3 separate regions of the Homo sapiens genome follow, and regions 1 and 3 are each linked to region 2. A link is an interaction called in ENCODE POLR2A ChIA-PET data of the cell type or tissue named here. Cell type or tissue: MCF 10A. All regions are shown on one strand. Links, peaks and the distances in the headings refer to the core of each region. The heading gives the core; the rest is flanking DNA. Region 1 has its middle 73 kb from the start of EPAS1. Region 2 overlaps PRKCE (protein kinase C epsilon). Region 3 overlaps EPAS1 (endothelial PAS domain protein 1).

Region 1 (11,018 bases), core at 2,352-7,351, 130 kb before region 2:
GACAGACGGATGGAAAAAGAACAAAGACTCAGTGGGGTTTTCGGACTGCAGCAAAGGAGGTGGTGAGATGACGCATATTCGGATGTGACTTCATCCTGGTTAACCATTATTCAAGCTCTTCAATTGTTGCACTCTACGAACCCACAGGGAGTCCATTCTCAGTGAACTAACACAAGCAGGCCATAGCAGAGGAAGCTATTCCATTACCACAAGTGCTGTCTCAAGCCAAGGGGGCACATTTACCTGGAACATCCCTGTCATGTCCTTGAATGAGGGCAGGGGAAGGGTTAACCTGCAGCAGACTCTGGTAGACAGCTTCCATCCCACCTAGTGGTGAGGATAATCAGAGAAGGAAAGAAATCTCCTTCCATATAGCTTTTCAGAACAGCAGGGTCCCAGCTCCAGCCAGGGAAGGCTGCGCACCCGGGCCCAGTGAACTTGAACCAATTGTTTCACAAGATGAGATCTGACAAGCACCAGGGAGACAGCCCTACCCCAAAATATCTTTCCCACTGCCTGTCAGGACTTTGGCCTCCATTGCAAGGTAACAACCTCAGTCAGGGTAGGAGTCAGGAAGCCCAGCGGGGAGTCCCCAGCAGAGCTTTCCATGCCCGGATTCCCCATCTTAAGTGGGGATAACATTCCTTTCCTGCTCATTTCCCAGGGCGGTTATGAGAACCAGTTTGTCAATGGATATGCAAGATCATGGCTTGAGTTTGAATCCTGGCTCTGGTATAACTGGCTGGGTGGTGATTCTCGTCCTATGTTCTGCCACCTATAATAAGAAAAAAACAAGGTTGTTGTGATAATGAAGAAAAGTAATGTTTGTAATGATCTGGTACCAGCTGGTGGCCATAGAAATTACTTAGGTATTGGCCAGGCATGGTGGCTAACACTTGTAATCCCAGCACTTTGGGAGGCCTAGGCAGGAGGATCACTTGAGCCCAGGAGTTTGAGACCAGCCTGGGAAACATGATGAGACCCTGTCTCTATTAAAAAAAAAAAAAAAAGCCAGGTGTGGTGGCACACCTGTAGTTCCGCCTATTCTGGAGGCTGAGGTGCAAGGATTGCCTGAGCCCGGGAGGTCAAGGCTGCAGTGAGCTGTGATCATAGCACTGCACTCTAACTTGAGTAAAAGAGTGAGGTTCAAAAAAAATTACTTAGGTACTTTCCCTAAAAGTAAATCTATTTAGCTAAAATTATTGGTATTTCTGTGTATAGAGAACCATCTCACCCTCTGGACCCAAATGCATCTATTCTGGAGGGAAGCACACACCTAACCTGTCATTAACATCTTTTTCAAACATTTTCCAATAGGATAGGTAGCTGAGAGCAAGTTTCTGATGGTCTGCTATCTCACAGCAGAGGTAAGACTTGATAAAGAAAGAGGGGTGAGAAATTGCTCCACAGTTGGGGCACTGCCTGGGTTCCACCCAGCAATCAATCAATTCTCTGCCTGGTAAATTCTCACATGTTCTTGAAGACTCGATCCAGGTGTCACTTGTCAGTGATGCCTTCTCTAGTCAGACATTTTGACTCCTGTGAGTCCCACCAGTCTTTGTCTATAACCATTATATTGTATTTCTCACGTTTTACTGTAATTGCCTCTCCTATCAAACTGTGAGTTCTTTGAGAACGGGGACTGCATCATATTCAATTCTGCCTCACCAGTCCCTGCTTGGTCCAGAAAGGCACTCAAGGTCTACTGAATAAATACCCAGGCGTGTCTCTCTGCTGGGAGGACCAGAAATATTTAACCTGTGAGAGGATACTTCTAGCTATCAAAATAAAAGTTCTTTCATGTGCATGCTTTCACAGATTACAAATTTATATACCTGTTGCCTCATTTGCTTTTCACAGTAGTCCCACAGGGTAGATAGGAAAGGCGCTGTATCCCATACGACAGCTAAGAAGAACTAAGAGAGGCCGAAGGGTTTGCTCAAGGTCACCCACCTACTGAGTAGCCGAGCCAGGACTGGCACCCAGGTGTCTTGAATTCTAGTCCAAGACAAATCTGCTGAAGGCTTGCTGGGTCAGGAAAGTACAGGTCAGTGGGGAATATTATTTTCTAGGTTTTTTCTTTGAGCCAAAGAATTATATAACTTTTAAAGAAAGCTTGTTCTGAAAAAAAAGTCCAATAGGCAAAACATACAAAACATATGACAGCAGACTGTTACATTATTTTGTAAGTTCAAATTTATTACATTTAATCATGATTAAGTTGATCAATGAGAACAGCAAAACTGTTGTAAATCACACAGAAAAATGTAAAGTTCGATGTGCATGACCTCTGCAGCCAAGTGAGCTTTATTATCCAATGCATTTTTATTTGGAATCATAATCATTGTTTAGTTTTACAGCTTGCATTAGGAACAGTAGCTAAGAACTTTCTATTGACCATCCAGTAGGTGCCAGATCATTACAAATGACTTGTCTTCATTTGTCACACATGCAGACTCATAACTATAAATACTATTAACATTTTTTTTTCTGAATTAAGATATCTTGTCCCCTTTTCAACATGAGCACGTGCAGAACAGCCACTCTTAATGATGCACCTAGTAATCTGTGGGAAGAACGTATCATTTGTTTAGCAAGTTCTGTACTGAGAGACGTTTGTATTATTTTCCACTGAGTATCTTCAAACATACTGCATACTTCCATGAGTTTATCTGTAGTATAAAACCCCAGAAGAGGGGTTACTCAAAGAGCAGGTGAATTATACATTTTCATAGATATTCCAAATTAGCCTTCAGTGAAGTCTTTCCCAATTCACACTCTCATATACTGTGTATGAGGCTGCCATTCTGTCCTCACCATTACCAATGACGAGTACATTATTTTTTTATTTGATGCCAATATGTTACAAAATATCATATCACTTTAATTGGCATTTCTTTTATTATGAATGAGATGGAGTATTTTTTCATGTGACTACGGATGATTATATACCTATTTTCTGTGATGTCTATTTATATCCCTTGCGTATTTTTCTCTTTGAATATTAAGGGGGTTTCCACACCGACTACTCCTCCGGTTACCAATGGGTTCCACACTGACTACTCCTCTGGTTACCAATGATCTACATCTTGTCACCTTTAATGAACCATTCTCTGTTCTTATCTTCTTGATTATTCATCAGTGTTCAAAACAACTGACTACTCCCTGCTTTTCCGTTATTTTTCTCAAGTTTAATTGTTTTTGGTTTATTTTGATGAAAATTTATACAAACATAGTTGAAAGAATAGGCCAGTTTTATGAGGTTTATTAAGAAAATTAGCACAAATTTTGCCATACCCTTCATTAATTCCTGCTCCCCAGAGGCAACCAATTTCAGCAACTATAGTTGATTCATTTGGTATTTAATTCCACATCTCTAAATAACATGCTTATATTGCTATTTATTGATTTTTCAGTTCAAGATAGTACCTATTGATTTCCCACTATGGAAAATGAAGATTTAGCTGTCTTTTAATCCCTGGTCTGCACCACCACATACATGCATACTTTTCATTCCTCTGCCCTCTCAGTATAATTATATTATGATTTTTCACTAGATCAGTATTCTGTGTTCACATTTTTATGACTTTGTAAATGCCAGTTGCAGCAGAGATATATAGTAAACTTTGGTTGTGTTACCTTTCCTGCACAGTTTATTGTTTTGTCTGGAATTAATGCTTATTTTTCCATTGCCTTCCTTTTTGAAGAATTTATCACTAAGTTCACTATCTGAAGTAGTTCAACTTTAAACTCTTCCCCACTTGTGTAAATCTCTCAGTGTGTTTAAACACATTAGGTGTTCTATCAATTTAACCTTGAAACAATCTCCTGAATCTTCTGCCCTTTTAAAGTCCGTTCTGTTTGCCCTCTGCACTTGGCACATAGCTGTTGTCTTGGGAAATCCTTTCTTCATCATTCTGGGGATTTCCTTCTCCTCTTCCTTGTATTGAATCCCTTGTTTCCTGAATCCTCTGTTTTCCCAAGGTTTCTGAGAAAGGGTGTGTGGGAGATAATTTTTTTAACTTGCATATCTTAAAGTGTCTTTATTCTACACTAAAACTTAATTGATAGTTTGACTTGGGTATTAAATTATAGGTTTAAAGTAATTTTTCCCAGAATTTTAAATATATTGCTTTAGGATATGTCTTCATTTATTCTATTTGACATTATATATTATGTCTTACAATGTTGCCTTTGAGGAGTATGTAGCTATTTTTTTCTTTATTTCTTTTTAGACATGGGTTCTTTCTGTGTTGCCCAGGCTGGCCTCAAACTCTTAGCCTCAAGTGATCCTCTGCTTCAACCTCCCAAATAGTTGGGACTACATGGGCACACCACTGCATCCACTCCTATGAAGCCATTTTGATTCTAAACATTTGGTATGTGACATCCTTTTTTTCCTTCCTAGAATCTTGTGAAATTTTCTCTTGACTTTCAGTGTTCTGAAATTTCATGCTGTTGTTCGTTGGAGTAGAGTCTATTTTAATCCACCGCAGTAGAAACTTCATGCTCTTCTCATATAGGAAATTTTCTTCTATTATTTCTTTGATTATTTTTGCCCCTTTACAATGATCCTGGCCTCCTGCTATGCATGCTGTTGTGTACTCCCTTTCAACATTAAAAGGGAGGACCTGTGTGACCAGTAGGATATTGTGAAAGTGACAATGGATGACATCAATGGGTAGTCATAAAAGACCTTTCACCTTTTTTCTTGGTCTCTTGGATTACTCTCTCTGGGAAAAGCTAGCTGTCATGTCATGAAGATACTCAAGTGACCCTGTGGAGAGATTCACATAGTGAGAAATTGAGAAAGAACATAAACCTGCTAGTCACATGAGTGTGCTGCCTTGGAGCAAATTCTCCAGCTACAGCCAGTCTTAAGAAGACTGCAGCCCTGGCCAACATCCAGCTGAACCTCATGAGAAACCTTGAGGCAGACCATTCAGCTGAGTCACTCTTGAACTCGTGGCCACAGGAACTGAAAGAGATATAAATGTTTACAATTTTTTAAGCCACTAAGTTTTGAGGTAATTTGTCACCCCAAATAGATCATTAATATATACTCTTTTTCTGTAACCTCTAATTATTGGGTGTTAGATCTCCTGAACTAGATCTCTGATTTTCTAATTGTTTTACTCCTATTTATTATCTCAATGTCTCTTCATTCAATTTTTCTGGAGGTTTCCTCATCTTTATCTTTAAATCCTTCTATTTAAGATCATGATGAAGTAGTCAGCATCAGAATAACCTGCTTGCTACACACACACACACACACACACACACACACACACACACACAGAAAAAACACTAAAATATTAAGAAAAGGTAACAACCAATTTTTTTTTTTTTACTGAAAACATGCATGTCTTTAATTAAAGCAGAGGAATATCACTTTCTTCTGAAAAGCACTGTTCTTTTTTTTAAATTAGACTTTAAGTTCTAGGGTACATGTGCACAACGTGCAGGTTTGTTACATATGTATACATGTGCCATGTTGGTGTGCTGCACCCATTAACTCACCATTTACATTAGGTATATCTCCTATCCCTCCCCCCTCCCCCCACCCCACGACAGGCCCTGGTGTGAGATGTTCCCCATCCTGTGTCCAAGTGTTGTCATTGTTCAATTCCCACCTATGAGTGAGAACATGCGGTGTTTGGTTTTCTGTCCTTGCGATAGTTTGCTGAGAATGATGGTTTCCAGCTTCATCCATGTCCCTACAAAGGACATTAACTCATCCTTTTTTATGGCTGCATAGTATTCCATGGTGTATATGTGCCACATTTTCTTAATCCAGTCTATCACTGATGGACATTTGGGTTGGTTCCAAGTCTTTGCTATTGTGAATAGTGCCGCAATAAACGTGTGCATGTGTCTTTTTTTTTTATGTCTGTCACATCCAGTTTTATTCAACAAGCATTTACAAAACATCTTCAATGTATCAGGCACTACTAGATGCTAGGCATACATAGATGAACAAAACATATCTTGCCTTTAAAACCTCCTCTTGGAGCTCACAGTTTGGTAAGGGAGATAGACTAATTACAGTAGAACATGGAAGGGCAATAATACTATATTATCAGTGTTGTATAGGGTATAAGGTGGTTTCAAAGAGGAAGTGGTTAACTCAGTGAAGGTTTTGAGGAACAGTCAAGTTTTGTGGGTTTTTTTTTAATTAAACATTTTGTTTTAAGATAATTGTAGAATCACATGCATTGCAAGAAGTAATACAGAGAGATTCCATATACCGTTTGCATAGTTTCCCCAGTGGTAACATTTTACAAACATATAGTACAATATCACAACCAGAATATTGACATTCATACGGTCAAGATACAGAACACTTCCATCGCCACAACGATCCCTCCTGTTGCCTTTTTTGCACAGTATTCCCCCAACCCTATCCACACCTTCACTTTCTGCAGTTTAACTTATCCATGGTCAACCACAGTCTGAAAACTTTATGCATTTTGAGAGAGAAAGAGACCACAATTGCATAACTTTTATGGTCTTTATAGCAACGTGATTTATAATCCTTTGGGTATATACCCAGTAATGGGATGGCTGGGTCAAATGGTATTTTCTAGTTCTAGATCCTTGAGGAATCGCCACACTGTCTTCCACAAGGGTTGAACTAGTTTACAGTCCCTCCGACAGTGTAAAAGTGTTCCTATTTCTCCACATCCTCTCCAGCACCTGTTGTTTCCTGACTTTTTAATGATCGCCATTCTAACTGGTGTGAGATGGTATCTCATTGTGGTTTTGATTTTCATTTCCCTGATGGCCATTGATGATGAGCATTTTTTCATGTGCCTATTGGCTGCATAAATGTCTTCTTTTGAGAAGTGTCTGTTCATATCCTTCACTACTTTTTCGTGGAGTTGTTTGATTTTTTCTTGTAAATTTGTTTAAGTTCTTTGTGGATTCTGGATATTAGCCCTTTGTCAGATGGGTAGATTGTAAAAATTTTCTCCCATTTTGTATGTTGCCTGTTCACTCTGATAGTAGTTTCTTTTGCTGTGCAGAAGCTCTTTAGATTAATCAGATCCATTTGTCAATTTTGGCTTTTGTTGCCATTGCTTTTTGTGTTTTAGTCATGAAGTCCTTGCCCATGCCTATGTCCTGAATGGTATTGCCTAGGTTTTCTTCTAGGGTTTTTATGGTTTTAGGTCTAACATGTAAGTCTTTAATCCATCTTGAATTAATTTTTGTATAAGGTGTAAGGAAGGGATCCTGTTTCAGCTTTCTACATATGGCTAGCCAGTTTTCCCAGCACCATTTATTAAATAGGGAATCCTTTCCCCATTGCTTGTTTTTGTCAGGTTTGTCAAAGATCAGATGGTTGTAGATGTGTGGTATTATTTCTGAGGGCTCTGTTCTGTTCCATTGGTCTATATCTCTGTTTTGGTGCCAGTACCATGCTGTTTTGGTTACTGTAGCCTTGTAGTATAGTTTGAAGTCAGGTAGTGTGATGCCTCCAGCTTTGTTCTTTTGGCTTAGGATTGTCTTGGCAATGTGGGCTCTTTTTTGGTTCCATATAAACTTTAAAGTTTTTTCCAATTCTGTGAAGAAAGTCATTTGTAGCTTGATGGGGAGGGCATTGAATCTATAAATTACCTTGGGCAGTATGGCCATTTTCACGATATTGATTCTTCCTACCCATGAGCATGGAATGTTCTTCCATTTGTTTGTGTCCTTTCTTATTTCCCTGAGCAGTGGTTTGTAGTTCTCCTTGAAGAGGTCCTTCACATCCCTTGTAAGTTGGATTCCTAGGTATTTTATTCTCTTTGAAGCAATTGTGAATGGGAGTTCACTCATGATTTGGCTCTCCTTTTGTTGGTTGTTGGTGTATAAGAATGCTTGTGATTTTTGCACATTGATTTTGTATCCTGAGACTTTGCTGAAGTTGCTTATCAGCTTAAGGAGATTTTGGGCTGAGACTAAGGGGTTTTCTAAAAATACAATCATGTCATCTGCAAACAGGGACAATTTGACTTCGTCTTTTCCTAATTGAATACCCTTTATTTCTTTCTCCTGCCTGATTGCCCTGGCCAGAACTTCCAAAACTAAGTTGAATAGGAGTGGTGAGAGAGGGCATCCCTGTCTCGTGCCAGTTTTCAAAGGGAATGCTTCCAGCTTTTGCCCATTCAGTATGATATTGGCTGTGGGTTTGTCATAAATAGCTCTTATTATTTTGAGATATGTACTATCTATACCTAGTTTATTGAGAGTTTTTAGCATGAAGGGCTGTTGAATTTTGTCGAAGGCCTTTTCTGCATCTATTGAGATAATCATGTGGTTTTTGTCTTCGGTTCTGTTTATATGATGGATTACGTTTATTGATTTGCATATGTTGAACTAGCCTTGCATCCCAGGGATGAAGCCAACTTGAACATGGTGGATAAGCTTTTAGATGTGCTGCTGGATTCAGTTTGCCAGTATTTTATTGAGGATTTTTGCATTGATGTTCATCAGGGATATTGGTCTAAAATTCTTTTTTGTTGTGTCTCTGCCAGGCTTTGGTATCAGGATGATGCTGGTCTCATAAAATGAGTTAGGGAGGATTCCCTCTTTTTCTATTGATTGGAATAGTTTCAGAAGGAATGGTACCAGCTCCTCTTTGTACCTCTGGTAGAATTCAGCTGAGAATTTGTCTGGTCCTGGACTTTTTTTTGGTTCGTAGGCTATTAATTATTGCCTCAATTTCAGAGCCTGTCATTGGTCTATTCAGGGATTCAACTTCTTCCTAGTTTAGTCTTGGGAGGGTGTATGTGTCCAGGAATTTATCCATTTCTTCTAGATTTTCTAGTTTATTTGCGTAGAGGCGTTTGTAGTATTCTCTGATGGTAGTTTGTTTTTCTGTGGGATTGGTGGTGATATCCCCTTTATCATTTTTTATTGCGTCTGTTTGATTCTTCTCTCTTTTCTTCTTTATTAGTCTTGCTTGCGGTCTATCAATTTTGTTGATCCTTTAAAAAACCAGCTCCTGGATTCATTAATTTTTTGAAGGGGTTTTTGTGTCTCTATTTCCTTCAGTTCTGCTCTGATTTTAGTTATTTCTTGCCTTCTGCTAGCTTTTGAATGTGTTTGCTCTTGCTTCTCTAGTTCTTTTAATTGTGATGTTAGGGTGTCAGTTTTAGATCTTTCCTCCTTTCTCTTGTGGGCATTTAGTGCTATAAATTTCCCTCTACACAACTGCTTTAAATGTGTCCCAGAGATTCTGGTATGTTGTGTCTTTGTTCTCATTGGTTTCAAAGAACATCTTTATTTCTGCCTTCATTTCGTTATGTACCCAGTAGTCATTCAGGAGCAGATTGTTCAGTTTCCATTGTTCAGTTTCCATGTAGTTGAGCAGTTTTGAGTGAGTTTCTTAATCCTGAGTTCTAGTTTGATTGCACTGTGGTCTGAGAGACAGTTTGTTATAATTTCTGTTCTTTTACATTTGCTGAAGAGTGCTTTACTTCCAGCTATGTTGTCAATTTTCGAATAAGTGCAATGTGGTGCTGAGAAGAATGTATATTCTGTTCATTTGGGGTGGAGAGTTCTGTAGATGTCTATTAGGTCTGCTTGGTGCAGAGCTGAGTTTAATTCCTGGATATCCTTGTTAACTTTCTGTCTCATTGATCTGTCTAATGTTGACAGTGGGATGTTAAAGTCTCCCATTATTACTGTGTGGGAGTCTAAGTCTCTCTGTAGGTCTCTAAGGACTTGCCTTATGAATCTGGGTGCTCCTGTATTGGGTGCATATATATCTAGGATAGTTAGCTCTTCTTGTTGAATTGATCCCTTTACCATTATATAGTGGCCTTGTTTGTCTCTTTTGATCTTTGTTGGTTTAAAGTCTGTTTTATCAGAGACTACGATTGCAACCCTTGCTTTTTTTTGTCTTCCATTTTCTTGGTAGATCTTCCTCTATCCCTTTATTTTGAGCCTATGTGTGTCTCTGCACATGAGATGGGTCTCCTGAAGACAGCACACTGATAGGTCTTGAGTCTTTATCCAATTTGCCCGTCTGTGTCTTTTAATTGGAGCATTTAGCCCATTTACATTTAAGGTTAATATTGTTATGTGTGAATTTGATCCTGTCATTATGATGTTAGCTGGTTATTTTGCTCGTTAGTTGATGCAGTTTCTTCCTAGCATTGATGGTCTTTACAATTTGGCATATTTTTGCAGTGGCTGGTACTGGTAGTAACAACCAATTTTTATAAGCACTGGATACCTAACAGTGCAAGGTTGCAAGACTTAAGAAAAAGGAAGCATGCAAAGTGAACCCCACATTTACTCTGGCTTTCTTCCTGGAAGCATTTCACAGCTATGGTACAAGGAAGTAGAGCCCAAGCACAGAGAGGAAGTCTGGTGGGTGGAGGAAACAGATTTCAGAGCTTGGGGATGGTAGGGTGATGGATGGGATTTGGAGGGGCATGATGCTTAAGACAGCTACATAGACGGAACATCAAAAATCTGTGTAGGGGTTTTCTTGAATCCTTAGCTTAATCCTCAGATGTGCATGCACAAATTGAGACCCCAGAAAACCTAAAGAAAAGAGCTGTTGGAGTGTGCCCTAGAAACTGAATAGAGATTTTAGAGATTGTCTAGAGTTGGAGAGACATTAGAGATTCTCTCTGGCCAGAGTGGAGAAACTTTGATGAGCATCCATGGCATTTGATAGAGACCACAAAAAAGCCATGTCCTAGGAGTAAAAGCTATGTGTTTTGTTTGTTTGTTTGTTTTTGTTTTTGAGATGGAGTCTCACTCAGCCGCCCAGGCTGTATGCAATGGCATGATCTCGGCTCACTGCAACCTCTGCCTCCTGGGTTCAAGCGATTCTCCCATCTCAGCCTCCTGAGTAGCTGGAATTACAGGCACCCACCATCAGGCCCAGTTAATTTTTGTATTTTTGTAGAGACATGGTTTCACCATGTTGGTCAAGCTGTTCTTGAACTCCTGACCTCACATGATCCACCCACCTCGGCCTCCCAAAGTGCTGGGATTACAGGTGTGAGCCACCACACCCG
Region 2 (11,018 bases), core at 2,901-7,900:
ATGAAAATAAGACTTCACCTCTGAGGTATTCCTGTCTAATCCATAATCAGAGTCTAATCATGAGGAAAACATCAGACAAATCCCAGCTGGCAGATATTCTACAAAATAACTGACCACTATTCCTCAAATAGTGAAGGTCATAAAACAAGGAAAGTCTGAGAAAATGTCACAGCCAAGAAGAGCTGAAGGAGACATGACAACTAAATGTAATATGATATTCTGGATGAGATCCTGGAACAACGACAAGAAGGCATTAGGTAAAAACTTAGGAAATTGGAATAAAATATGGGCTTAGTTAATAATAATGTGTCAGTATTAGTTCATTAATAGGGGAACCTGGTGTAGGGTGTGTGGCAACTCTCTGTTCTATCTTTGCAACTATTCTGTAAATCTAAAGCTGTTCTAAAACAAAAAGTTTATTTAAATAAAAATAATGGTGTATCTTAAAGACATCTGAAATTTATTGAACTTTGACATTATCCTCATTCTACAGGTGAGGAAATCAAGGCCAGAGATGTAAAGGAACCCAGTGTAGGCCTGTTAACACACTGGAATGCTTTCTCTTATCTTCATAAGAGAGTCTCTGATTACTAGTCCTGAAAACTGTATACTCCAGTGGTGTCCTGGCAAGCACTTAACAATGGCTTTACAATGAGGAAAACCCTTGCTGATTTCCATGGTATAAGTACTACCATCATGGCTGATTTCAAGCTACCAATGGAATGTGACTGAACACAGAATGGGGAAGAGACACGCACAATCACCTTTCCCGCCGGGACCTGTAGCTAGCTCACACCAGCTCACAAGAGCAGATTGTTAAAATTTCAGGAATTTTGTGAGCTGGTTGTTCAACATGGATAGCCTGAAACTGGCCCCAGGGAGAATATTTATACCATAGAAATCAGTTAATGCTACAAATCAGGGTTTTGGGTTTTTTTTTTTTTTTTTTTTTTTTGAAAGCCAGTTTATCAGCATACACCACCAAAACACTAGAGTCCCAACTTATGGTTCTGTCTGTGTTGCTATGAGACCGAGTGTCCTCGGACAAGCCACATCGTCTCTGAGTTTCAGTTTAGTCATCTATAAAACAGCGAATTGGAGGACTAAACTCCCAAGTTTTCTCCCACCTCTGAAATTCTATTAAATACTAGGATCATCTTTCAGTTCCCACATGTTGTTCCAGATAAAACCTGAGGTCATGTCACCGTGCACTTACAGGGCTTTGACAGTCATTCGACAGCCTCTGAGGCTAGGGTCCCTGGCCTCTATTTGTGCTTTGAGTTCCAGGCATATACAAATTCTGTAGAGCCACAGACCCATTTGGTGTTCCCTCTCCCTCCACCAGAGCCTTTGCACATGCTATTCCCACTCCTTGGGCCACTCTTCCATGTCCTCTTTCTCTGGCCAACTCTTACTTAGCCCATTGGATCTCTCCGGGAGTGGTCACTTCCTCCAGAAAGCCTTCCTTGACTTTTTCTAAACTGGCTGAGGTATCCCTGTAATGTGTTTCCCTGGCAACTCCATATTTTTTTCTATCATAACTCTTATTGTTATTGCTTCTTTTATTGTCTGCCATCCCCACCTAAATTCAAGTGCCAAAGGGGCAGAGACTGTCTCTCTGGTTATCAGTTTTTTAAAAAAGAAATAGGCCAGGCATGGTGGCTCACACCTGTAATCCCAGACTTCGGGAGGCCAAGGCGGACAGATCACTCGAGGTCAGGAGTTTGAGACTAGCTGGCAAACATAGTGAAACCCCATTTCTACTAAAAATCCAACAGTGAACCAGGCAAGTTGGCGGGTGCTTGTAATCCCAGCTATTCAGGGAGGCTGAGGAGGGAGAATCGCTTGAACCTGGGAGGCGGAGGTTGCAGTGAGCTGAGATCGTGCTACTACACTCCAGCATGGGTGACAGAGCGAGATCCCATCAAGAAAAGAGAAGAGAAGAGAAGAGAAGAGAAAAAAGAAAAGGAAAGAAGGAAGATTCAGAAAGAAGCTAGAGACAGAATGTGCTCTTCTTCCTTGTCATGGCATCTTAGAGTCCTATACCTGGCACAGCAAAAATGACTTACTCGTTGTCTGTTGAGTGAATAAATGAATGTCTGCTTAAATTATACTGCTCTTCAAACAACAGATATTTTTCTTAGTTGCTTCCCCAGACAAAAGTACAAATCTAGAAAGAAACCCCCTTCTGATGAATGCTTTTGCATGAGCAGATTTCCAACACGGGAGGGGACTTCATGAGAGATGCCCCACTTCCGAGAGGGTGTTGTCTCAGGGGTGGCATTCTCAATCCTGACAGGACTAGGACTTCTGAGCAAGCATCCCTGCTCCTCGGCCAGCAGTTCTTGCTTACATGGTTGGTTACAGCCCCTTGCGGGAGCTCTGCTTGCCACAGGAGCAAATACAACTTGGCAACATCAGATCCCCCAAAAGCTATTTGTTTTGGTTAAGAGGGAGGACTTTGGGTAAATTAGAGAGGGAGGAAAACCCACAGACGGTGATTTGACATACCGAGAGCAGAGCACAGGACCACCAGCCAATGAAGTCTCACCTTCCGAGGAATGACAGGAATTGTGGGCCTGGATCTCTGAATGTTCCTCAGGGGCACTCTTGTTACTTGGGATCAGTTACCTTCTGGAGCCTCACTGAGGTAATTTTGAGACAGATTTTCAGAAATTCATTTTCAGATGCTCTTCAAGGCATTCCCAGACCAAACAATCTTAGGATCACAGAGCTAGATCATCCAGTCTGGCCACCATATTTTGTAGGTAGGAAAACTGAGACCCAGCAAGGAGAAGTCATTTGCCCAAGGACACCCAACTAAGACTGAGCTTTATTAGAGTTCTAGTCCCTAATTCCTAACTCTGTATTCTTTCCACTGCAGCAACTCACCAACCAGACCTTGTGAAGACTAAAAAGACAGGTGAAATAGGGCCATGCACACAGAAAGGAGCCCAGGGGAAGAGCGGTCCAGTGAGAAGTCCATTAGAAAATATATCCTGCAGCCAAATATGCTTAGAAAATCCCCTCACCTCCCTGGAGTTTTCTCGATAAATGTAAATAGGTTAGTCAAGAAATCATGGGCCACTGGGTATAACTATACATTTATCATAACCTATGGAAACTCTGTAGGGTCAGTCAACCAAGAAATAGTTGCAATGCAGTATAAGAAGTGCTAGAATATAAGGTAGCAGATGCAATGTTAACAGGGGGAAGAAATAACTAACTTCGCTGGAAGAAATAACTAACAGCCAGGAAAAATGATCTGAAGCTGAATCTCAAAGGATGAAAAGTTAGCGTAAAAAAAAAAAAAATACCATACCTTATTCCAGGAAAAGGTATGGTATTCCTAAGCAAAGGTACAGGGTGGTGGAAACATGTTGTATTGTGACTATTGATGCTTAAGATCTTGGTAATAAATGCACATTGTGTATGGGTGTGTCAAAGGCCTGTCAATGAGCACCTCTGTTAGGCTCAAGTAGTGACTCAAAGAGGAGTTTGGCTGGAGAAGCTGTTGAGGAGATAGAAAGGGGTCATCTTGTGGGGTAGAAAGAGATCAGTATATAAACCCCAGAGAGGAAGCTTAGGGGCAGGGTCAGCTTATGGGTGGCTTTGAGTAAGTGGCAGAAGAGTGGGGATGTCTTGGGATAATGGAGTCATGGCAGGCTTCTGAGCAAGAAAGCAACCCAGCTCCTTGCTTACCAGAATGAATTGGCCAAGAATGTTGGAAGAAGAGACCCAGAAGCAAGGAGAGAGAAGGTGGCAACAATTAGCAGTATGAATCCTTAGCTTGCTGCTGCATGACCAGAGGGAAGCAAAGCCAATTAAGTGTAGTCTCCACTACCTCAGCTCACTATGGTACCCCCTACCACTCTCCTCCTCACCCCACCTCCAGCCTGAGTCATCTTGAAACAAACATGGCCAACTGGGAGGGACCACAGAGACCAACTTCAAACATTCACACAGGACTCTGCTTACCACGGCAAAGCTGCCACTTGTTTGCTGAAACAATTCTCATTTTTAGTAGCTCAATCTAATGATTCAATAGCCAAAGGCATTGAAGAAACAAAAATCATATGACTAAGCCTTGGAGCATTCAGTACTGGCTGTTGAATATATTGCAGCAATAATTGTTCCAAGGCATCTACTTTCTATAGAACACAGCATAGTCATAAAATAAAATATATTGATGTCAAATTCCCCTATATAGGACAGGTCCCAACACCTCAAATTAGCCCTTGTTTGGAGGCCTCTAACTAGACAAAGTGTTTTCATCAGTTTACTAACTAGCAGGATACATTCATCCCCATTTTTGAGATGGACAAAGTGAATCTTATGAACTGTGCACTCAGCCACTTGCAAAATAACAATGATAATAATAACATTAATTAATGTTTAGTGAGCAATTACTCTGTACTAGAACCAGTTGTTACTGCTTTACTTGTACTAACTCTCATTTGATTCTCACAATATTTCTGTGTGGGTTGGGGGGGGAGTAATAACCCCATTTAACAGATGAAGGAACTGAGGTTTAGGGAAGTTAAGTTCTTTGCCCAACATCACAGATCTAATGAGCGCAGAGGCAGGGTTAGAGACCAGGGGTTCCAGAGTTGTGCCCTTAACCACTATAATGGGTTCTCAGTTCTATATGAGCTACCATGAAAGACACAAAAATAAGAGATGACGGGGTCCCTCATAATTTTTGCTCTGAACACACATTACTAGCTGAAACACTCAAATTTAATCAGGAATTTCCCTTTGGTTCCAAACTTCCTGTTTGCTCTAAACCTCTGATGTCAAAGGCAGTCAGAATTCTACTTCTAAGCTGGTCAGCAATAACGCGGCTTCCTCCAAGGAATGTAAACTTGGCTTTCATCCCAGCCAGCTCAGGCTCTCCTCTCTCCTCCTCCCTTCCCCTTTGTTAGGTCACAATGCTTTCACCCCCCAACTGTCATTGGCAGGTAACACTGCATGGAATCAGTTTGGGATAAAGATAGTCTCAGCCTCAAGTAGATTTGGACCCATATAAAAGTGATGACTCCTGAAAAACTCATGCTGGTATTTGGCATTCCTTTAGTAGGGGACAAGCTCTTCATCTATATGACATGGGAGAGGGACAGAATGACTTTTATAACTAAAGTGCACATTTCCAAAGGCAGCTTCTTTGCTGAAGCAGGTCACATAGGGACCAGGGCTTGGGCCGGGTTCTCATGAAGGTGGCTGGGTGCAAAGGGAGCCCAACAGGGAAGTCAAGACACCAAAGTCAGACTTCACAGCTTTTTTTTTTTTTTTTTTGAGACGGAGTCTCGCTCTGTCTCCCAGGCTGGAATGCAGTGGTGTGATCTCGGCTCACTGCAAGCTCCGCCTCCCAGGTTCACGCCATTCTCCTGCCTCAGCCTCCCGAGTAGCTGGGACTACAGACGCCCGCCACCACGCCCGGCTAATTTTTTTTGTATATTTAGTAGAGACGGGGTTTCCCCGCGTTAGCCAGGATGGTCTCGATCTCCTGACCTTGTGATCCACCCACCTCGGCCTCCCAAAGTGTTGGGATTACCAGTGTGAGCCACTGCACCCTGCCGACTTTGCAGCTTTATAATGCAAGCAGATCTGTCAGCCCTTCCAGCCCATTGGTTACCGTCATGCACGTTTATCAGTGTCAATATATCCTGTCCCTGGGTCCCAAAGTGACCACAAGAATAAAATATCACCTGGTTGTGAGATCTGGGCCCTTAGCCTGTAAAAGAGACACAGACTCACATATCCACCAACCTGCTCCTCCCAGACTGCAGTGTTACTGCACTGCCACCATCGTGGGGGTACCTGTAACTCCTCAGGCACTGGCCGAGCCCCTAAACAACCCCAGAGACATTTTTATGCCCAGTAGCTTATTTAACTATTACAATTTATGCCAAGTCCGCAGGCCTTGCCCTCTTATTTTAATATACATTAGTGGAGCCATTTTACAGATGAGGAAACTGTGGCTCAGAGAGATGAGGTCATTTGCCCAGCATTACACAGTTAGTAAGTGGCAATACTAGGACTTGAACTGAGGTTCTCAGTATTAGTTTGCTAGAACTGCCATAACAAAAAACTACAGATTGAGCGACTTAACAGGAATTTATTTTCTTGCAGTTGTGAAGGCTAGAAGTGTAAGACCAAGGTGCTGGCAGGGTTGGTTTCTTTTGAGTCTCTCTCCTTGGCTTGCAGAAGGCTGTATTCTCCCAGTTTCTTCACAAGGTCTTCCCTTGTGCTTGTCTGTGTCCTAACCTCCTCTTCTTATAAGGACATCAGTCATATTGGATTAGGTCACCCAATGACCTCATTTTGCTTTCATTACCTCTTTAAAGGCCCTATCTCCAAATGCCATCACATTCTGTGGTACTGGGGATTGGAGCTTCAACATAAGAATCTGGGGGTTGGGGGCATGATTCAGTCCATTCACTTTCTGACTCCAGAACTGTGTTCTCCGTTTAGCCAACCAATAATAATGGAGCTTACTAGGTGTCAAAGATTGCACTCAGCACTTCTGCAAATGTTTTCTCATGTAATTTTCAAAGCAGTCCAGAGAGGTTTGCATTATAATTCCCATGGAACACTGAGAAAACTGCATTTCAAACAGTTTAATTATTCTACCCAGGAAAACACAACAAAGATGAGGCAGACCCAGGATTCAGCCTCATTCTTCTGACCTCAAACTCTGTGCTGTCTCCAACATACAATGTTGCTTCCCATGTAAAACTGTGACTGGCAACAGAGAGGACAGGGTGACCTGACACAGTGCCAGTGATGGTGGTAGGATGTGGCAACATCTCCTTTTTGGAAAGGTTGTAAATCCAGTGGACAGTAAGAGCTTCTACTGTATAAGGTTGGTGTGATGACTCAATAAGTAACATGTGCAAAGTGTTTAGAATAGTGTCTGGCTACACAAAGGCTAAATAAGTGTTTTGCTATTATTGTTGTTGCTGCTGTTATTACGATTCTTGTTCATTTCTGGATAAAGACTGTAGATATTGAATATTCACCACTATTTTACTTTCCTTCTCAAAATTACACACAAAGATGGAGAGAGTAAGAAAAGAATGCAACACAATGTTGGAATCTTGAAAGTAAACGGATGAGTGGTAACTGAATTAGTAGATCCAAGAAAACTGAATCCTGAACCAGCAATGGGGAAGGTCAAGAGCAATGAAATTTTTGCTGCAGAATTTCCATCTTCCTATCCCCAAAGCTCAGGAAATATGCAGTAACAGTTACTCTGGAGATGAGGGTGATGTGGAGCGAGAGAAAAGAGAGATTTGGTTGAAAACTAGTTATAAATCCAGATTCTCTTTTCTTCTTGGCACGGCCCCTTCCCTGTCCCTAGAGGTTTATTCTCTGGAGAAGTGAAACAGGATCTCTAGACTAAGCATGGAGTGGGGGTAGATGGGCATGAGGGTATAGTACTGAACACAGGAGAATTAAATAAACATGTGTATTCTGGAAGCCGGGTCCTCTAATCTGGCTTCACTTGGTTCCTGCGATGCTGGCCACCAGGCCGTCTCCCTTTAGGCAGGACTCTGGGAGTAATCGAAGCACTCCAAGAGGAAAGGCCTAGAAATAGTGATAGTCTGAGGTTCCCCAACTAAGTGGGCCACCCAGATTAGTCTACAGTGAACCCCAAGTTGACTAGTCCAATATCTGAATGATAGTTCCAGAAAGAGAAAACAGAAGAGAAAGAATCAGTAAAGAAATAAGTAATACATTTTCTAGAACTGAAGGGCTTAATTTTCTAAATTGAAGAGATCTATGCCGGGCGAGTGCAATAGATGAAAACAGACCTATATCGCATCATTCAATAATTTTAGAATAATGGAGACAAAGCTTTAACACACTTCTGGAAAAGAGAAATAGATCCATACAAATGATTGAGAATTCAATTGACTTCAGACTTCTGCACAGCAGCACTGAGAGCTGGAAGACAATGGAATGATACCTTAAAATTGAGTGAAAATGCTTTTTTTTTTTTTTAACTTCAACTTTTATTTTAAGTTCTGAGTTCTTATGCAGGATGTGCATGTTTGTTATACAGGTAAATGCATGCCATGGTGGTCTGCTGTACAGATCATCCCATCACCTAGGTATTAAGCCCAGCATCCATTAGCTATTCTTTCTGATGCTCTCCCTCTCCCCACCCTCCCAACCCCATCCCCGACAGACCCCAGTGTGTGTAGTTCCCCACCATGTGTCCATGTGTTCTCATCGTTCAGCTCCCACTTGTAGGTGAGAACATGCAGTGTTTGCTTTTCTGTTCCTGTGTTAGTTTGCTGAGGATAACGGCTTCCAGCTCCACCTATGTCCCTGCAAAGGACATGATCTCATCTGAAGATTCTTTTTAATCTAAAATTCTATGCCCAGTCAAACTCTTTATCAAGTCTGAGAGTAAAATAAAGATGATTTTAGATATAAAAGGAAAGTCTCAATATTTCACTTCCTATATATTTGTTCTCAGAAATCTACTAAAGGTGCTTCACCAAATTGATGCAGTATACAAAGAAAGAGGAAGGCAAGGAATACTGGAACCAGGAGCTTCACAGGATAGTGGGAAAAGGAAGCCTAGGATGAAAGTGAAGTGGGATCCCAGGGTGACAGCTTTGCAGCAGGCACACAGGGCAGAAGGTAACCATTTAGACTGGAATAGTTTACAAGGCTTGGCAAAGAATGTATCCAAGAATATGAAATTGATAGAATACTGCTTATACCTAAACATGCTAAAAGGAGATATGGACAGTTTGTAGAGAGTTTGTGGTTGAATCAATAATAATTACATAGAAAACAAAGAGATATTTATTAACTTCAGGGAAAATAAACAAAAAAAATGCACTGGGAAGGAAAAGTAACTATAGCATACCACATAACTGAATTCCAAATGGTATTTCACAGTTATAATAATGTATACTATATATTCATTTAACCAAAATTACAGTAAACCATATTGAGAGGATGGGAGGTTGGGAAGGGTGTGCGTATGTGATAGGGCTGTGGAGGTGGGTAGTGGGTGAGAAACGGAACTAAAACCTCATTTTCCACAGTGGTAGGTCACTAGATAATGTGTAAAATAATTGTTTTTAAAATAACAATAAGGCTAGGTGCCATGGTTCATGCCTGTGTAATCCCAGCAATTTGGGAGGCTGAGGTGAGAGGATTGCTCAAATCCAGGAGTTCCAGGTTGCAGTGAGCTATCATTGTAACACTGCATGGCAGCCTGGACAACAGAGCAAGACCCTATCTCAAAAAAAAAAAAAAAAGAAAAGTACAATAAGATAATGTTATTTCTAAATACAGAGGTACATACCAAAAGACCCAGCTGCGAGTTGAATGTGGTTGCTTCTTTGGAAGGGGAAATTGAGGGGAGGGAAGGCAAAAAAAAAAAAACTGCTTTTTTATTAACCAAAACACCATGTAGAACTAATTCATCTGTATGTATATCTTTGACTGAAGTAACATCTAAGCTTTATACTATCTCATTGTGTAAACTCGGGTGAGTTATTCCACAATTTTGGTTTCCAAGTTCTGCACCTATAAAACGAAGGAGATGGATTATGCAGTCTCCAAGGCCCTCCCTGATTTAACTCATCATTTCTGCCATGGTAGCTGATTTCCTTCCATTAGAGACTCGGCCCTTAGATCCTTAGGAATTTTATGTCAAAATATCATTTTCTATAATGGATGGGGTAACGCTGACAGCTAAGAACGATGCTCTCTGGGGAAAACGATCCCCAAGTACCCTCAGTGACTTTCTAAAGGTCAGGTCCTAGAAGACTCAAAGGCAAAAAGAGATGCCCCTACCTTCTCCTCCCTTTCTTTGTATTAGAGCTTTAAATAACTTGATAATGTATTAAAAGAGGATGAGACTACACGTTAGACCTTCCAGTTATTAACTCAGGTTTAACTAAAGACCTTCATTCATGTCAGCAAATCCCTAACTGTGTGCCAATGGCAGGATATGATTCCAGAGATTAAGGCACACACTTTCCCCTCTGACTAGCAGGATGGCAGGACTAAAATTTACATCACAACTTCGTATGCATTTTCCATACGGAGGCCTGGTTTGGAGGGCACAGCTAGAGACCTCAGTACAACCCCAGCTTCTTCTAGGAAAGCCCCTCCTAAGCCTCTCCTTTGGGCTTTGTTCCCCAGCTCTGGAGAGAACAAGATAGTTAAGACAGGTTTATAAGGTGCACTGAGGTTCTGACTGGATTTTTGTTCCTTGCTCTTGATTCTTATCTGACTTTTTATAAACATCATGGTCAACAAGGAAAGCCCTTTCTAAGTACCTCCTGAGTACAGAAGAATCTAGGCTTGGCCAAGGCAGAGGCACCTCCTTTCTCCTTGTCTCCCCTCTGCCCAATTCTGGCACCGGGCACACGACAGGCACTAAGGCAAGACTGACTCTCAGGGAATGATGATAAGGGCTCATTAGAGATCAAAAGGCTTGGAGAATCTAAGGAGGAAGAGTCTATAACTTACATCTTTCTCTGCTGGTGGATAAAGACCAAATTTTAATGCTCAAAATGACAAATGTTAATTATTCATGATATGTGACATAGATAAGACGCTCTGTCATTTCCCACTGGCTTTCATATCCTCTATCACAGTCTGACTTCCAGCAATCACTCTCAGCTACCTTTTGAAAGAGACAAGGCAGGTACTATCTAAACTTCACAAGTGGAGACCAGTCACAAAGAGGTTTTGTAAGTTGCTCACGAAGATTTCTCAGAAAGTTCTCTAGAAACTGTTAAACTGTTTACCCCTGGGTAGTTATGAGTTTGATGAAGAAAAACGGACTTTACGCCTTTCTTCACTGCTTAGATTTTTATTTTTCCTATGACTACTACTTTATCATTTCAAAAAAGAAAGAGTTCGATTTTATCAGAAGGGAAGAATGAAGAAAAAAGGACAAGAAATAATTCATTTCTCTAAAGTGATTTCAGGCATTCCTTTTGGAGACCGGGATGGATAAGAAATCTCTAATGTTCTTT
Region 3 (11,018 bases), core at 3,846-8,845, 230 kb before region 2:
CTCCTCGACACTACAGAACAATCTGTTGCCCAACACCCGTGGCCCAGAGCCCTCACCTCACATGTGTAGGTGCCCTGCTTGGACTCAGATTTCTGGCAGAGGATGCCAGGGCTTGGCCAGGGTTCCACCCTTCTGGTGATATAACATAGAGGTGAGAAAATGGGCCAAGCCCCAGGGGGAAAAAGCCACTAACACAAAAATCCTAAGAAACAAAACAAAAATGAAAACCTAATGACATCCCTAAAGATCAGCAAGTGGGGCTAAAGAACAGCCCACACTTTGGAAAAAACACTGTCCATTAGCCCAAACTTCAAAAAGTCCACTCTACTCTACTCCTCCGCCTTTGACTTCCCTGCAAGACACACATCAGACGAGGAGGGGGTTAACAGAACCCAGCTGCCCCTCTTATCTGGCTAGCCTGCTAATGGCGAATCTCTGCTACTGAGGTCCCGTCAGTGATTTCTGCAAATCACTTTTATTAGAGATAATGTCATCTTTACTTCATTATCCAGCCCAGCAGCCAAAGAGAAAACAAGTTGATACACACACACACACACACACACACACACACACACACACACACGTATTTTTTTTTTTTTTTCTGTGAAACACCAGTTCTGTCCATTAACACTGACAGGTGACAGGGAACTGAAACTCCTGGACCATTCTTATAAGATTTTGGTCAAAACTTGGCACTTAACCCTCTTTTTCCTGGGACAAGCAGAGCACACCCCACAGCCTCTTCCCCAGAGCCTCTAAAGCAATGGTTGGTTTCTGTGCGATGCTCATTGCCCTGGCAGCTGAAGACAGGGCCGCTGGTGACACCATGGCAGGCCGGCCTGCACACTCAGTTCTGTCCAGCAGATAAAACAGTTGTATAACACGCAGGCAGGTGAGTGCAGGAGCACTGCTAATTCTACTTTATGCAAAGCAATAATTAACATGTGAGTCAGCAGCAGAGAAAGACTTTAAGCCCGGGGAAAAAAAAACAGCCTGAAAGTCCTGAAGCCTCAGAGGCAGCGCCGTGTCTGATTAAACGATTTAGAAGATTAGAGTGAGTGTAGGGAGACCTAAGTGGAGGTGGGGTGTGACTGCAGTGGCTCTCCCTGAGTAGTCTCTCAGCTGTGTCCAGGATACTCTGAATTTCGGTGCCGGTTGGTAGAAAGAAAAGGTTCATTTTTCCAGAATCAACTAAGAAGTGGTCTTTTCTGTCTCTCCGCTTAGTTATTTCCCTTAATTATTTTTAAACCTCGGAGCTTTGGCTTCATTGGAGTGACGTCTGATGGCCACAGAGATTCTGACAAATGCATCTGTTCTTTTCCCATGGTGGTCTGCCAAACCCCACAACTCTATGCCACCTAGAGGAAAGATCTAAAGCAGTCAGAGTTCTAAAAGGCCACCCTTACATAGCTAAAACAGTTTTGTTTTGTTTTAATGAAAAAGTACTTCTTGGCATTTTAGCATTTTTGTAAAAAGTATGGCTCCTTGGAATTTAAATCACATCTGGTCTTTGTTTGATGAGCCAGGGCTTTCATTTATTTGACAGTTACTGAGTGTCTACTACATGCCAGGCACTGGGGATAGAGAAGGGAAGACAGATCCCTACCCTCCAGGAACTGACAGCCCAGTCAGGGAGACACACTGAGCAGACCAGGCCAAGCGCATGTGCCATGCAGATGCAGCAGGACTGCCCGGGCTTGAGGACTTGGACACTTACTCTATGACCTGGGGCAAGTTACTTAAGTTTCTCTAAACCTCAGCGTCTATGAGTGCCTGCCTTACAGAGCCTCTGTGAGGAATAAATAATATATACATGTATGCAGAGAACCATGCCTAAGAAATACTACACACTCAATAGTGTTGAGGCCATTGCTACAGAAGTCAGGAGCAAGTGCTCTGGGAGCAAGAAAGATGACATAACCCAAAATGGGGAGGAAAAAAAAAAAGACTCCTCAAGGGTTTCCCCAGTTGTGAATTTAAGGACAAAGGAGAGTTAGCCAGGACAAGGAGGTGGTAAAGGAGTCCCAAAAAGATGGGGCAAAATCAGGCCCCGTGAGGCTATGGTTGTAGGAGGACAGGTCTTGCCAACAGGGGCTGAACTCCAGAACAATGCTTGGGACCATCCCTCCTAAGGTGTCCCAAGGTGCCCTCAGCCGGAAGCAGAATCCTGGTTTAGCTGAACCATGGGGCAACCCTATTGTGGCATTTCTTCTATTTTTGCATTCCTTGTGCTTTGACAATGAGATGATTGTGTGGATATTACAAGAGGTGATTATCTCCATGGGCACTGAGCCTGTTTTAGCGCAAAGACCTTGCTTTGCCAGAGCCAAGACTTCTGAGGTCACAGCTAAGTTGCCAATTCTAGAGAACTTCTGACAAACCTCAAGGCCACTGGGAACCCTGCTCTTTGCAGGATGGCTTATTTTAAAAGATAAGCTACACTAAGTAGGTGCTGGGCAGAAGGTAGCCTGGACTTGAGAGAGCCTCAGTTCAGGGACAGTGCACTACCCATCTATGTGTGCCTAGCTCTACGTGTAGGAAGAGAAAAAGACAGCCTGTGCTATGAAGCGATAACAGCTCAGAAACGGAGCTGGATTCTGGATTCTGTAAAGCCTTTTATCCCAGATCTCTGTGGGAATGGGGGTGCTTGGTGAAGCTCATGCCATCACGGGGGTCAGGGGCAGAGGGCACAGAGCTTGTTTGATTCTGTCATGATTTAAAGCATTAAGATGGAAACTTGGAGGGAAAGTTTCAAGAAAAGAGAAACAAAGTATTACTGATGATTCTGCCTGTTACAACAAACATGTGGCATCACAAACGGTCTGGAACCTCAATCAGAATGTTCAGCAGTTACACATTCTTAGTTGGATTTAAGTCATTCTGTGAATGATTCATCTCAATGCCTATAAGTGAACTTCTTGGCTGTGAGGCAATAGTTGGGGAATTTAAAATGTGTAATATTCCACAGAGGCAGGCAGAAGCTATGCAGACAGCCAGAGGTGTTTTTGTCTTTAAGAAGGATGTGTGTGTGTGTTTTGTTTGTCTGTTTGCTTGTTTTGAGATGGAGTCTTGCTCTGTCACCCAGAGTGCAGTGGTGTGATCTCGGCTCACTGCAACTTCCGCCTCCCGGGTTCAAGCGATTCTCCCGCCTCAGCCTCCCAAGTAGCTGGGATTACAGGTGCCCACCACTGCACCTGGCTAAATTGTGTATTTTTAGTAGAGACGGGGTTTCACTATCTCGGCCAGGCTAGTCTCGGACTCCTGACCTCATGATCCACCCGCCTCGGCCTCCTAAAGTGCTGGGATTACAGGCGCGAGCCACCACGCCTGGCCGTGTGTGTGTTTTAATAGAAAGCCTATAGAGATGAGCACAGGCCAATTAATAGGCAAGGTCTCCAAGGGGAAAAGAGCTTATCTTACAGGGACAACTCCTCGGTCTCATTGCCTTTTTGCTGCCAGCTTCCCTTGACCATCTTCCTGTTTTTCCATAGGCCTCCCCTTACCATAAATAGGATAGCCTACACGTTCCCCTCCTGTCTTGCAAGGACTGTCGGCATAGGTGCTGAGTCCTAGGAAAGAAAGAGCATTCTAGCAATGGTGCCTCCTACCCTGTGGTTGCCTCGCACCCAGATGACAATCCCTGAACCAGAGTCAGTAACCAATCCTAGCGCTTCACTTTCAGACACTGGCCTACTCAACCAGGAAGGGTTTCTGGAAATGCCCCTATTAAGGAAAAGAAATGTAATATGCAACTTGACTTTAAAAACCCAGGAAGCTCTAACACTCTATCAAGTTCTTAAGACTTTTTCTTTGCTGCATAATCCTTGGCCAAGTTCAAAGGTGAGCACTTTCCCAGAGGCTCATTAGGAATAATGTTTACTTCATACATTTTGAGGATGCAAAGTTTGACTCCATTTTGCTTATTTGGAAAAAAATAATTTTTTTTATGAACAAAAAGGAGGAGGGAACAGGGAATGAGACAAGGGTAAAATGTGAAAGAGAAGAAAAAGGTGCTTAGAAGACTGGCCTGGAAGGCAGACTTGTGTTCTGAACATTTTCACCTCTGATTTGCTCTGAAGAGTTACAATGGGAAGATATTGTACATTTCACCTTTCTGAACCTTGAAGACCCCATCTGTCCTCCCCACTGTTCTAAGTGATTGCTGAAGGTACGTTCTGATGGTAGATATGATATATACTCATGTTTTCACAGAGGATGCTACATAAATAAAGTGTAGTGACATTTATAACTAGGACTTCTGGGTTCTGTACTGGGAAGGAAATTCAACAGAGAGCTCTGTGAAGGTTTGTGGTCTGCTGCTCTCAAGCCAGGAGGTCATAAACAGGCCCATCAAACCAGGCCATCACTGACTGTTTGGGGGATGGGCAGCCATTCTCAGTGACTGGTTGAGGCCAGGGAGTTCAAGCTTGCACTTCATCTGTCATTTTCATCTCATTTCCTCCCTTAGAATAAAGCACCAGATCTAAATGGGCCTGCCACCTCCCATGTTTGGTTAACGAAGAGTGGTATGGGGGAACTGGTCATGGGGACAGAAGTACTTAATGCCTCCACCTGTCTTACCTGCCATCGTGGCCTCTACTCATTCTTCAAGACCCACTCAAGCTCCTAGCTCTCCCTCCTTCCAGGAGGTGCCCCCAATTTCCTGGCCGGGGTGACCTCACTTACTGTCTACACCACTCTTTTGGCACTTAGCAGTCTCTGCCAAGTTTTGTTAAGTCTCTTTTTTACCTGTGTAAGCCAGGGTCACTAACAGCCCGATCTGCATATGGACTCTGGGGACCATAGGATAGTTAGACTGGAAGAAAAATTTGAGGCTGTTGCCAAGTTTTCTCAAAACCTAAGTTCAGACAATTCTGGGGAGGGAGTACGTGTAGCCCCCCCGGAGGTAGGTTAACATTTGGGAGCAGAGAATTCACCTTTGATAGAGGGCTGGCTCAGGAGGCATGAGGCAATATTAAGCTCTTCCCAAAGACTTGGCAGGAGGGCTCTGGCGGGGCCTCCTCTGTGCACTGCCCTCTGGAGGTGGGGCTGAGACCACCACCAGGGTGCCCACAGCTGTTCAAAGCTGAACAGGGCAGAACACTTTTTCCACAAGTCACTCAACAGATGAATTTTTGTGTGTGCCTACTCTGTGCCAGGGGCTATATTCTAATGGAATTGTCATCCAAGGATATATGGGAAGCTGGTTTGAGCCTCTTTATAGCTTCCATCCACACTACCGGTTTTAGACATGGAGTTTTATAAACTTTGTCCCACCTTATATTCCAAATAGGTAACTTTTGTTTTTCTGCAGTTCAACTTTAATTTAAATATTAATGGCAGTGTTCCAAGCTTCAGAATTCATGGGATTTGTAAACAAGTCTGAGCTCCTGTCTAAAGTCTCTGTGGTTCTAAACATTAGATAGGTCACTATCAAATCTCCTGACTACTCTGGTCCATTCTAAAATCTCTATTCCTATGTTCTCACTGCCCATACCACCTAGCTTTTAATTTCTAATATTCTCTAATTCTCTAATACTCTCCTGTATATTAATGTCCTCTCCTCACTTAGATTATAGCTCCTTGAGGCCAGGGACCACATATCCTACTTTTTCTCTTTTTCATTATGCCAACACAATATTGGGCACACAGCAGGCATTTAATACATATTCAACCATGAAATCACGGCACTTTAGAATAAAGAAAATGTTAGCATTTATCCAGTCTAATCTCTTCATTGTACAGATGAGGAAACTGAGACCTGGAGGTTGTAAGTCACTAGCTCAAGGTCAGCACGGCCCCTGCTGGTCCTGAAGCTGAGACCAATGTTTATGGGCAGTAAACCATTATCTACTGACATAGGTACAACAGTGACCTACATTTTGCAGTTGAAGAATCAGAGGTACAATGTGTTTAAGTGACTTCTCCAAGATACCACAACTCATAGGTGGTAAATCTCGGACTGGAACCCAGGCAGTCTGGCTCCAGGGCCTGCAGGCTTACCGCCTCCCTCTCACTTCTCCTCTCCAAAACCCCTAGAACCATTTTCCCTATTTCCATATCAGGGTATTTACTATCTCCTGTCTTGAGTATGATCACCTGTATGCTCGTCTTACCCCTTCCTGGCCCCCACTAGACTATATTTCCTATGGGCAGGAACAAAGGTGTCTCCTTTAATTTTCTGGGATCTTCAGCCCAGTGCCCTTCCTACAGTGGGTGCTTAGTGAATAGAACTCCAAATATGTACAAATGAAGTATGCTAGGGTAGTAAGGCAATCCATTTCTTCCTCTTAAAACACTGTGTAGAACTTTAAATACTTGTTTTTCCCCACGGAGGAGATAGGAATCTAGTGGGAGTACAAATGCTTTGTCAAGGCCTCTCCACCCTGACCAAATGTTGCCCAATTCTTGCACAACCTTACAGTCACGTGGGAGGCTCATCCCCCAGGCAGGTGATCTAGCCACTCCTCTCTGCACCTATTCATCATGGTTTTTACCCCCGTTTTCTTTCACTGTGTACAGAAGACTGCATCCTGGCGCCCATACTTAAGCCACTCCAGGAAATCTTGATAGTCGAATTCCCTTGTTATTAGGCAGTTGAGATTGGAAGCTTAAAGAGAAAAGCAGATTCCCCACTCCCCCTGCTTCTCCCAAGAGCATAAGTTGGTTCCCTGCTGGTGGGAGAGTCAGCAACAACTACAAGATTCTAGTGTTTCCCAAATTCACACAGGAGGGAGAACTAGGCTATCCCCAGGGGCAACTGATGCCTAGAAGGAACTGATCCAATCCCAGCAGCACAGAATCATTTCCATTTCATATTGAATGTCACTGTTTTCTCAAATATTCAAAATAGCACCCATGCTATTCCAAGGTTTCCCCTTATGAAGAATAACTGGGCGCCATAATTATGGTTTTCTTTGCAGGAAGTGATCACTACAGCTTAGCTACTTTCCCTCTTCAGGATTTAAATGGGGTGAAGGTAAGGGGCTTTCACTAACCTTGCATATGGCAGCCTTCTGTTTCTTCTTTGTGTCCCTGTTTTAAAAACAAAAAGCCCTAACATGAGTTCTAATGATCATCATGGTAATAGGATTTCAAGTTTTTCGCCAAATTTTTTATCCATGCAGCAGCTATGGATGAATATAAAACACCCTGGAAGTGAGCGTGTATGTCCCAATGGAGCTTTCCTGTTGGCAGGAACAGAGAAAATGGTCATGGAACTCCTCCTCCAACACCTGCCTGACATCACCAGCACAAAAGCCAGAATTCTCCGGCTAAGCAATGGAAAGGTTGACTAGCTACCATACAATTACCCTGCACTGATCTTATCCCGCCTGGATTCTCAGTTGAACTACTAGGAGGTCACCACCAAAGTGAGTCATGTCATCCTTCGCCTGCCTACAGGATATTCTAACACTGAGGCTATTAGGGCTTTTACCATGAATGAAGGACACCCTTTGGTGCCTCTCCTAGTCCCTCAGCCTCAAGGAAATGCCCACATCGGCAGAATTTTTCTTTATGCTCTTTTGTATGTTCTTGCTCCCATCTGCAATGGATAGGACAAAACAGTTCTCTCCCCAAAAGGAACTATCTAAAAAATTCCCAAGGGCAGTAATACTCTAATGTAATACAATACTGGTTTTAAAATCCCATATTATCTAAGACTCTAACCTAGAACATACAGAGCACTGCCCACTGGAGAGTACTGGATCCAACAAGCCCAAGGGAACCTTCCTCACCATGCTTTTTAAGCAGGGAAGTGGATTCCTCCCAGGGTCCTGTCCTCAGGAGATTTCCCTGCTCCATCTGGAAAGGTCAGCTCACCCTAAAGATAAACTGGACCTTTTTTCTTCTCTTTCGATGTTAAGAGCTACACAACATACTTAAATATTAAACAACATCTCTATCAATGGGGAACTGCCCAGTCCAACAGTATAGCAAAAGCCTGTGCCCAAGCTGGGTGAGATAGAAGAAAGAAAGGCAGGCTGTGAGATGGGCTCCAGCCCAATTCGTTTTCAGTGTAGAGCAGAAACACCAACCACTTCTGGACTTCTCTATTCTCAACATTTAACAAAACAGCTCCAAATGGAGGACTCTGTCTCTCCTGTTAAGCCTTTTATAAGGTGCAGTTAGTTCCCCACTTACGTAACTGCTTTTAATAATGTGCCTTGAAAACTTGTACGGAAAAAGTTTGGCATCTAGGGGCAGCCCAAGGATGAGCGTTTTCATCCTGGCCAGGCTGCCACAGCCTTGCCCCAGTCTATAGGGCATATCACAGCCAAACAGGGACATAAATGCTCCCTTTAACTGTGTCTTGGTTTGGCCAGAGATGGCCTTAAACCAGTCTGTTCTCAGGGTTACTGTTCCCTACCTCCAGCATGCACCTATGCTTTGTATTTTCACAAGCAAGATTTGTAGTTTTGGATGATAAATATTTATTGGGCATCTATTGCCCATGGGCCTTGCTAAGAACTGTGGGGTGTGCAATTCATATAAAAACATAATTAGGGCTGGGCGCAGTGGCTCACACCTGTAATCCTAGCACCTTGGGAGGCCGAGGTGGGCAGATCACAAGGTCAGAAGATCGAGACCATCCTGGCTAACGTGGTGAAACTCTGTTTCTACTAAAAATACAAAAAAATTAGCCAGGCGTGGTGGCGGGTGCCTGTAGTCCCAGCTACTCAGGAGGGTGAGGAAGGAGAATGGCATGAACCCAGAAGGCGGAGCTTGCAGTGAGCCAAGATCGCACCACCGCACTCCAGCCTGGGCTACAGAACGAGACTCCGTCTCAAAAACAAACAAACAAAAAAACCATAATTCACCCTGCCCTTGCTTTTAAGCTGCACAAACAGCAAATGAGACAAGAGGTTGCCCTATATACACAGTAGCCATAGACTAAATATTTGTTGTTGGTGGTGAGACCAGACATTGTATGGGCTGGCAGAAACACGCAAAAGATCATGGTGGGTTATTTCAGAAGACAGGAGAATCACACCCAATACAGTCAGTTTCCTTTGATTACTCATGTATATCTTTGCAAAATTCTGTTTTGGCTTCCCTGTGGAAAACAGATGAGCAAGTGACCTAGGGGCATAATAGTGGCAATATCTGATACAATTCACAATTTTCAGAGGAAAAAAAAATATTACTTTCTTGATGAGTTTGGTCAGTTTTCTACCAGTCTCTTATGCCATAAGAAGAGAAGCAAGACATCAATCTGTGGATGACTTTGGGACTCAGAGAGCCTCTGTAATGTGTTTTGGTTTGGCCAGAGATGGCCTTAAACCAGTCTGCTCTCAGGGTTACTGTTCCCTACCTCCAGGATACACCTATGCTTTGTACTTTCACAAGCAAGATTTGTAGTTCCGTATGATAAATATTTATTGGGCATCTACTGCCCACGGGCCTTGCTAAGAACTGTTGGGTGCGCAAGATATATAAAAACATAATTCAGTCTTGTTTATTCCTCCCATCCATTTGTTAAAAGACCTCATCAGGTGTGGACACAGTTGCCTTTGGCACCTACTTTATTTTTCCTTTCTTAACAACTGTTTATTGATCACTATTTTATATCCATCACCAAACTTAGTGCCAAAGAGTAGAATAACTATTTTTAGAATAAAATGTAGCATATATGAATTAGACAAAATATAGCAGCTTAAAAAAAAAGTCTCCTCATTAACTTCGTCTAGATTTTTACACTTTTCAAGGGTAACGGCCCTGTGTTGCCTGTGTGCTGAGTGTAGACTCTAGTTATGATCCGTGAGGTCGCCATGGGAGTGCTGTGCTTCACACAGCCTGCAATCTACCACGCTCTTCCCTCCTAGGCAGATAAGACTGGAGCTCACACAAGGTTTGTTTTCAGCTGTTAATAGATTGATTCCTTGGTAATGTCTCCATTTTAGAAAGGCCATACAGGTTAGTACAGAAATTGCAAACTTCAGCTCCCACTGACGGGTAGGTTTGGCTGTCAGGAGCAGTGTGTGAAAGATTCCGAGGACATCTCTGGGCTCAGAGGTGCTGTGATTGATTAATATTGCCTGTCGTGGGGGTGGACTAAGTGAGGGAAGCACAGGTGGTATCTATGCCTTTGCCATCCCTGATATAATGGAAACAGCAGAAGCTTTGGAGTGAGGCCTCTCAGCTTCAAATCTGGGCTCTGGCTCTGTGTGCAAGAACTGAGGCAAGTCATTTGGCCTCTCTACATCTCAGCTCCTCATCTATAAATGGGAATAATATCTATTTCACAGGCTTGATGGAAAGCAGTGGTTCTCATAGTGTGGTCCAGGGATGAGCAACATCATCATCATCTAGGAACTTGTTAGAAATGCACACTCTCAGGCTCCACCTCAGACCTGCGGGCCGAGTAAGAAATTCTAGGGATGAGGTCCAGTAATCTGAGTTTTAATAAGCCCCAGGCAGTTCTGATGCACACTAAGGTTTGGAACCCCTGTTGTTAAGAGTCACAAATAAGTCCTGCGGCACTTACAAGGATAGAAGTTATGTTTTATCAGTCATGACTGATGTAGTCATCTGCCACACAGTGACTAGCAAAGTGCCAGGCTTATAGCAGGTGCTCAATACATTCTAACTTCTTTTTCTTGTAAAAATATGAGCTGCCAGCATAAGAACCTAGCGGGTGGAGAAGAGGAGGGGTTTGTATATTGTTTCAGGTGGAGAAATTAGCTAGTGCAGCGGTTCAAAGACTTAAGCAAATGCTTGGCAAGATGTCTGGGAGATTTCCTCCCCCAAGAAGAAGGAAGAAAGTGGGCCCAGGATTCCGTAGTAGATGACAACAATAATTATTCTCAGGGAAGAATTTCAGGGAAGGGTACCTATACATCACCCAAATCAGTAGGGATTATACAGGATAGATCCAGCCCACAGCAAGCTTGCCTTAAACCTCATTCAGAGAGTTGAAGTTACTTAAGTCCCAAAGGCCTCTATTTAAAATAGTTTCACATGCTCCACAGCACGAACTGAAAATAGGTCTACTGAGGTGCCTGTACTATATCCTA

What was found. Peaks named below come from ENCODE experiments on the same cell type or tissue, not always from the same donor. Only the 100,000 strongest peaks of a DNase experiment are listed, where the experiment ranks them.
Region 1: POLR2A ChIA-PET joins it to region 2 with 6 read pairs; 4 of 35 experiments call an interaction of 5 or more read pairs at or near these places.
Region 3: POLR2A ChIA-PET joins it to region 2 with 5 read pairs; 3 of 35 experiments call an interaction of 5 or more read pairs at or near these places.

Annotation. Positions count from the first base shown.
Region 1 is chr2:46,218,796-46,229,813 of GRCh38, reverse strand. No RefSeq gene overlaps it. Among named protein-coding and RNA genes, the nearest start is that of EPAS1, 73 kb to the left of the region's middle. RefSeq lists an enhancer at 1-914. In MCF 10A, for the core only: no CTCF peak of the experiment used is centred there; a DNase peak (open chromatin) is centred at 4,813.
Region 2 is chr2:46,091,797-46,102,814 of GRCh38, reverse strand. All of the region lies in intron 11 of PRKCE (protein kinase C epsilon), which reads right to left. Among named protein-coding and RNA genes, the nearest start is that of EPAS1, 200 kb to the left of the region's middle. In MCF 10A, for the core only: no CTCF peak of the experiment used is centred there; DNase peaks (open chromatin) are centred at 4,014 and 4,874.
Region 3 is chr2:46,321,857-46,332,874 of GRCh38, reverse strand. All of the region lies in intron 1 of EPAS1 (endothelial PAS domain protein 1), which reads right to left. Among named protein-coding and RNA genes, the nearest start is that of EPAS1, 30 kb to the right of the region's middle. In MCF 10A, for the core only: a CTCF peak has its summit at 5,057 (motif pointing left); DNase peaks (open chromatin) are centred at 6,434 and 7,304.